Regions from separate parts of the Homo sapiens genome. Here all the other regions are linked to region 2. Evidence: read pairs that join two places in POLR2A ChIA-PET (ENCODE). Cell type or tissue: MCF 10A. All regions are shown on one strand.

Region 1 (2,500 bases), 190 kb after region 2:
AAACCTCCTTATGAATTTGCTGCATGTATTTCTCTGTAGTTAGTTTTGAAATTTTCCAAGGAGAGGATCTCAGCTGCTTTTTAATTTTATTATACCCTCTCAAGTACTGGATATGTGGATGGCACTAAATACATGCTCAGTATAAATTCACTACGAGGACTTTCAAAGGACCTGGAATGCAACAGATTAGCAAGGACTAGAAATCTAGATGCAATGGCTACTTATTCTACATGGAATAGATGATGAAGCTCTGTGGTCAGAGGGCGCAAGTTTTGAAGCCCAACTCCCACTTACCCACTTTTGGGTATTCGGAGGCTGAATTCCGTCATCTGAAAATTGTCATTACAATATCTACTTCACTATGCTATCATAACAATCAAACAAAGCAAATGTGTAAACCACTTGCATAAGGTCTGACAAATAGTAGAAACCCAGGAAATAAATCCGCATTTCCATATTGTCTGAAGCGTAGAGGTAAAAATACTTCACAACCTCCCCTTTTGTTAGAGGGCAATGGCCCCAACACTCCTGATAATCTTCTAGTTTTTGCAACTTAGCTGAGAATATTGGACAGGCAGGAAAAAATCATGCTTGATGCTAGTTCTGCCATGCTCTTTGCCTGAAATTTTCTTATTACTGTGCAGTTATCAGAGCTTTTCAACGAGGGGGTGACTCTGGAAAAATCTATGCTTTTGTCTCAATACTAATTTACAAGGGCGTTTTTTTTTTTCATGATAAAACAAAAACAAGGAAAAAGCTAATGGTGACCAGCTGTCTAAAGCTCCTAGGCATATTTCTATCTATCACACAGAGGAAGGAAGGTCAGTGAGCTCCTGGTAAGGCCAGCATGAAGCCAGCAGTCTTGAACCCTGGATCCTCATGCTAAAAGCCTAATAGCTCTACTGACTGAGCTACTCAGGCTCATTCATGTCCTTTGTAGGGACATGGATGAAGCTGGAAACCATCATTCTGAGCAAACTATCGCAAGGACAGAAAACCAAACACCGCATGTTCTCACTCATAGGTGGGAATTAAACAATGAGAACACTTGGACACAGGATGGGGAACATCACACACCGAGGCCTGTCGTGGGGTGGGGGGAGAGGGGAGGGATAGCATTAGGAGATATACCTAATGTAAATGATGAGTTAATGGGTGCAGCAAACAAACATGGCACATGTATACATATGTAACAAACCTGCACGTTGTGCACATGTACCCTAGAACTTAAAGTATAATTAAAAAAAAAAAAAAAAGCCAGCAGTCTGTTCTTATGTCATGAATTCAGCCTGAGTGAAGAAACCAGCCCTACCTGAAATGGTTGTCTTCATACAATGCACCCTTAGTGGTGAGTTATCTGTTGAACATAATCCCCAGCCATGCCCTAGGGAATGGAGAGCTGGTGCCAAATTCTCCCTTCAGAAGCACGTGTGTGACTCTGAACTGCATATTAGGGTGAGTTGTGGATAGTTGGGTGTGTAGAGAAGGAAGGTAGGTGAAATCTGTCAGCAACCATTGCATCAGAAGTTTTATGGGTTTTCCTATACTCAGACTTCCCATATTTGGGATTGCTGAATTGCTTCAGCTTATTTCAATGATCAGGCTAGATCTGTGGGTCTCAGCCAAAAGCATAGGGGACATCATCACTGCAGTGCCAGGAGAAACAGACTTTAATGAACTTCAGGGACAACCCCACGAGGAAGCATGACTCTTCCTCAAAAGGCCTTAGGGTGTTTGCAAAATCCAAAAATAAGGGGGCGGACAATGAGCTGTGGATCATTCTAAAGACAAGCAAGGGCAAAGTTGAAAAAAATGTTAAAATTCCCTTGCAAGAGAGTTTAACACCCCAGACACAGGCTGCGACAATGAGCAAGGAAGATGGTTATTCCTGTGGGATAAGGCTATACATTTTAGTGTTCCAGAGCAGCTCTAGAAGGAAGAGTTCCCACAGGTGAGGGAAGACCAGGTGAAACTGTTCCTGTAAGGACAAGGCAGACCTAGCTGCTCTTTGCCCTCTCTGATCTAGAGTGAAATCTCACCTCCTCTTCCCCAGACTCACACTGAAAGGAAGCGTTAAGACTTTCCCAAGGGCAGAAACCAAGAAGGATCCACTTAAACAACAACATAGAACACAAAAATCTTGAGTTTCAAAATAAAGACAGAGCAATTTTGAGTCTTAGTTTCTCTCCAGCTAGTGAAGTGACTTTGGGCAAGTCACTGAATCCTTAGTCTCCATTTTCTCAGCTGTAAGAGAGAGTAATATCTTCCACAAGATGTTGTTGTGAGGATCAAATTAGATCAGATATGTAAACACACACTCTTTAAAGTGTTCCTAATGAAAAAAAAATGCTCTTTCCTTCTTACTTAGCCAATCTTTTTTCCTATTTTAGTGTTTATAAATACTGAATGAGGACTGGATCAAGGGAAGAAAGGCAGTAGCGACAACCAAGTCACAAAAATCGAGAGCTTCCCCTAAGAAGTGTTTGAATTGCCTTTCCTT
Region 2 (2,500 bases):
TGGTTATATTTGACAGCCAGTTACTGTAATTATTTTTGTAAAGTATTATAGGTACATTATGGGCTGAGTTGCTTTGTGCAGGACAAACTTGGATCCTGAACCAACATATATGCCATGGTTTCCATAAGAAAATGGGACTTCAGTTCCAAACTACTCCTTCTTCTCTAAGTTGAGGAAGCCTTGGAGATAATTTTAAATATTTTCTTCGGAGTTTATAGTATAAAAGGCATTTGAAAAATGAAGATCTGAGCTAATCCTGGTTTGGTGCTTGATATCTCTGGTAGTCTTGGGAGAATGGCTTAATCCCCCTAAGTTTCTGTTTGCTCAGTAGCAAGGTGAAGTGGACCATTTTTACCAGTTAAAAGTGACATGCCAAGCGTCTTGTAATAATCCTTACTTTTGATTCCATTCTCTGGCCATATTGAATTACCCATTTTCCAGAACAACCATGCTTTCTCACACCTCTGACATTATATCCCTTCTGCATCTTTAAAGATTCAGCTCAGACATCACCTCCAGGAAAGCCTTCCTGAACACCACACACATGCACAATACAAACACACCCAATACAGCCTTCTTTGGAGTTTCTACAATGCCTCGTGTTCACCACTGTTACGGCACATATCTCACTGCATAAAATCTGGCTTATTTATTTATTTATTATTATTTTTTGAGACAGAGTCTCCCTCTGTCACCCAGGCTGGAGTGCAATGGCGCAATCTCGGCTCACTGCAACCTCTGTCTCCTGAATTCAAGCAATTCTCCTGCCTCAGCCTCCCGTAAAGCTGGGATTACAGGCGCCCGCCGCCACACCTGGCTAATTTTTGTATTTTGGGTAGAGACGGGGTTTCACCATGTTGGCCAGGCTGGTCTTGAACTCCTGACCTCAGGTGATCCACTCGCCTCAGCCTTCCAAAGTGCTAGGATTACAGGTGTGAGCCACCACGCCTGGCCAAAGCCTGGCTCTTTAGTTGCCATCTCTCATGTTTCACCATAAAATTTTTGAGAATATGGGTCATATTACTTGGTTGTGTAGACTGGAATATTTGTGTAATAAATACCTCTTGCAAAAATGAATAAATGCATGAATAATAAGAAAGCTTTTTCACTCTTTCTGCACTGTCTCCCTGCTAGTTCACTGCTCTGTTTACCTGTGTTAAACATATCCCAAGTTGGCTAAGTAATCAAAGTTGCTCTACGTCCCAGAATCTATTAGCTGGAGCCCTGCAGGATGAGACCATGCTCCTTCCCCCTTACTCAGCCAGTCATGCTGACACAACTTTGGAGGTATGGGGAAGCGCCCAGAGCCCACACCCTTCTTTAAGGCTGTACCTTACCCCTTAGGCATGAAGTGTTCCAAAGTCTGAGTCAGCCATCCCTGTCCATTCACATGCCTGGCTGCAGTCCAATACTCAGATAAGAAACCACCCAGGTGCTTGGCCTCAGAAAGCCAGCAATGAGGTGGTCTTGGCCAATGGAGACCAAATTAAACTAGTGAAGAATAAAGTAGCAAGCAAGCCCTAGATGGGAGTCAGGAAATCTTGCCTGGTTTCTGCATTGATAAAAGCTGTTTAACCTTTGGCAAGTCACTTTTTCTCTGGGCCTACTTTCATCTTCTGGACAGTTAATGGGTTGAGCCAAATGACCTCTAGAGTTTTGTTCAGTTCTCAGGTTCTAGGATCTAAAATCAAAGGCAGGCTAAGCATTTCTCATACCTGAAATGGTAATGATACTTACTTGCCTGTAGCAACCCCATCTTCAGGGGAAGGGGCAGAAGTAACAGCTTAAGTTCACTGACAGTGATGGCTTAAAATGCACACAGGATACTGTCTGAGCCCTCATTTCATTGAGGCTAAGAGCCTAAGAAAGATTAGCCTTGCTGCCTCATAAAGCTTTACGTATTAGCAGAGGGTAATGCTGTACTAGTACAAAGCAAAGGCCATGACCTGGGCTGCACTTATTATTTAAATGAGCAATGTACTACTACACATACATTGTGCAATTGCATCATATCCTTTGCGCAATCTATTCTGCAGAGTCTTCAGCAACCAGGGCGTTTGTGTCCTGTAGACAGGCTAGGATCAAACACCAATTGCTTTGCAATGGATCGATAAGAATAATATTGATAATACCAGTACTTCTACCGAGAGTACCACCTTTTATTTAACATTTAATACATCCAAGACTTGTGCAACACTCATTTTGTTCTTTTAACCACTCTGGTAATGCAATATTTTTATCCCCATAATACAAATGAAGACAGTGAAGTTAACTTTAATATAATTAAGACAAAGTATATAAACTGGCTAAGAAAGCTTGGATGACAATTTTAATCTCTCACATTTGTATAGCATTTTAAGCTTACAAAATATATCTTAAAATATAATTCTATTTAGTTTTTACTATGATGTAGCAGCTGAGTAATGACTGTTTCCAATTTAAGAAATAAAAATTTGAGATGAGGGGAGATGGAAAAATGGTAGTTCAGATCCCTTGATCT
Region 3 (2,500 bases), 200 kb after region 2:
TATGAGGAATTGAACCTTTCACTTTTTTCCTGCTACCTAATTTTCACTTCATCTGCATTAATAATAATAACTGCGTTGTGACCACCTGGAAATAATTGTACATCCAAATAATTGTCATCTCCTCTCTAGCCAATTTTGTAATTCAAGTTCCTTCTCTGGGAGAATTCAAGGAACTTCATTTCAGAGACTGTGCTGTCTTTAAATATTTTAAGGAATATCAAGGGTAAGAGGAATTAACATGAGGCCCCAAGAGGGAGAATTAAACATTTCATTGGGTAGAAATTGTAGTGAGTCATATTTTACTTTAATGTAGAGAGAAGAACTCTGTTAGAATCAATGCCATTTGGAAATAGAACTGGCCATCTTGTGAGGAAATGAGTTCCCTATCAAAGACAATGTTCAGGCAAAAGTTAGATATTACTTCAAGGGGCTGTGGAAGACTGCATCAGACAGAACATTTGATAACCTTTCTTATAAGATCCTCATCAGTCTGAGATTTCAGTACTCTGTAAAGACAGAACAACTGGAGAGGGTAAGAGAGAATACCTTTAAATATTTTAGCACCAGGGAAACATGCCTTTCTACCTTTTTAAGTTTCTTATATTTGTGGTAGTAAAATTCTAAGCTCAGAGTCTGTGCCTGATAAATTCTCTCTGAAGAGTTACAGGCAAAATGCCCAGTTTTGCCTTACAAGCCATGTAAATCCAGTAATAGGAAATTATGTACATTGAATTCCCCTTCCACCTTCCAAATGCCTAGGGCTGGTAAAAGGGCAGTAGAAACTAAGTGGGAGGAAGCTGGGTTTTACAACTTAAGATACGTTAGGTTGGTTGGTTGGATTTTTAGTAGTTTGAAGCTACTAATTTTTTTTCACACTCAGTATGTGTCCAGAGTTAACAAGAGAGATATTCTTATCACTGAAACTCAAGAAAAAAGGCTGATGAAGGCTGCATTTGGATACATGATTCCATGATTGCAGAAGAAAAAAGAACACTGTGAATCACGTCCTGACTCTTGAAACTTCTATCCAGATTCTGGGAAGATAGTAGTGGTGTCATGCCACTTGGTTTTGTAATTCTCTGCCTTTTTCCCTAAGGGGTTATTACTAAGCACCCTAGTGATAATTCCTTTTATATTTCAAGAGAAATATTTTCAAAAAAATTTCTTCTGTGACTCAGCATGATAAAACAACATCAGCCGGCACTATGCATTTTCAGTTCTCCCGAATCTTGGAATTGAGAGAGAAACAGCTAATTCTCTCCATAGGTTTTCGGTTATGAATTCTGTATCCAAGAAAGCTAGATCTGGAAAGATCCTTAGAGATCATCGATCCTCTCATTTTGTAAATGTGGAAACAAGGTCAGCAAAAAGGACTGGCAGTTCAATAGCATGTGGTGATTCAGCAATACAGCCTTCAATGACATAGATCATACAATGCTCTTTTTCAGTGATCTTTCTAAACCATGTGTTATCCCTTCCCAGAACTATTGGCAGGTGTGGTTTTATAATGTGCACTGCCTGGTATATAAATATGTATTACCTCAGAATTAGCTGAAATCAATCAGGCAAGTCACCAGTATGAAAAGCTATCCACAAGACCTCTTTTTATTTTGATAGGGTGGGGATTAGAAGCTAAAGAACAGAAGGACATCAGACACTTGAGTGGAAGGAGATATAGCCATTAATGTTGAAAAGAGATCAGAAAAAAGAAAGCCAAGAGGAGAGAACAAGTTGAACAGGAATATAGTATCAGTTCTATTGATTGTGGGTGCCAGTGGCAGCTATGCACAATGGTATCTGCCAAGTGCAGACATGCGGCTTCACTGGAATACTGACACAGAGCAGAGTGACACATGGTAGCATGCTTTGCAAGTTTATGAGTTATTGTCAATGCTTCCAACTTGATTATAAGGGACCTTTGTTCCAAAGGTTGTGTTAATTGAGGTATCACTGTAATGTTACACATGGCTTATATAAGATGTTGATAAAATTAGAAAGTAGGGTACTGAGATGTCTGGTTCCTCACCCACCTAGCCCTCCAAATCCCGCAGGTGGGCTCATTGAACTCTCTCTGGAGGTGAACACTATCGTAAAGTCTGCATCCAAAATCCATTCACTTTTTCATTTATTCATACATTCGTTTTCATTCAACAAACACAAGGATACCTGTGTTAGCAAGCCAGTTGCATCCACTAACACATAAAAGTCTTACAACAGCATGCAATAAGTTTGACCAGACCTCTTATATATGATCTTTTTATTAGCAATATTGAGGCCAGTCTATCAACAAACATGTTTCTAGATTTATCAGGTTAGTGTTTTTATATATATATATGTATCTAAAACACATTTCCATGATGCCTAAATGCCTTCATATATTGTTGTTAAAATTAAATGCATAACAAAATAAATATGCATTTCAAATGATTATATTTTATTGATTTTGCAAAGCTATAAGAATGAAAATACGACTCAAGGAAAACATAGCAGAGAGGAAAGT

The links. ChIA-PET counts read pairs that join two places held together with the same protein. Peaks named below come from ENCODE experiments on the same cell type or tissue, not always from the same donor. Only the 100,000 strongest peaks of a DNase experiment are listed, where the experiment ranks them.
Region 1: POLR2A ChIA-PET joins it to region 2 with 14 read pairs; 2 of 35 experiments call an interaction of 5 or more read pairs at or near these places.
Region 3: POLR2A ChIA-PET joins it to region 2 with 18 read pairs; 2 of 35 experiments call an interaction of 5 or more read pairs at or near these places.

The regions. Positions count from the first base shown.
Region 1 is chr3:189,583,393-189,585,892 of GRCh38, forward strand. No RefSeq gene overlaps it. Among named protein-coding and RNA genes, the nearest start is that of TP63, 47 kb to the right of the region's middle. In MCF 10A, no CTCF peak of the experiment used is centred here; a DNase peak (open chromatin) is centred at 1,429.
Region 2 is chr3:189,391,840-189,394,339 of GRCh38, forward strand. No RefSeq gene overlaps it. Among named protein-coding and RNA genes, the nearest start is that of TPRG1-AS2, 150 kb to the left of the region's middle. In MCF 10A, no CTCF peak of the experiment used is centred here; DNase peaks (open chromatin) are centred at 1,342 and 1,982.
Region 3 is chr3:189,587,561-189,590,060 of GRCh38, forward strand. No RefSeq gene overlaps it. Among named protein-coding and RNA genes, the nearest start is that of TP63, 43 kb to the right of the region's middle. In MCF 10A, no CTCF peak of the experiment used is centred here; DNase peaks (open chromatin) are centred at 731 and 1,061.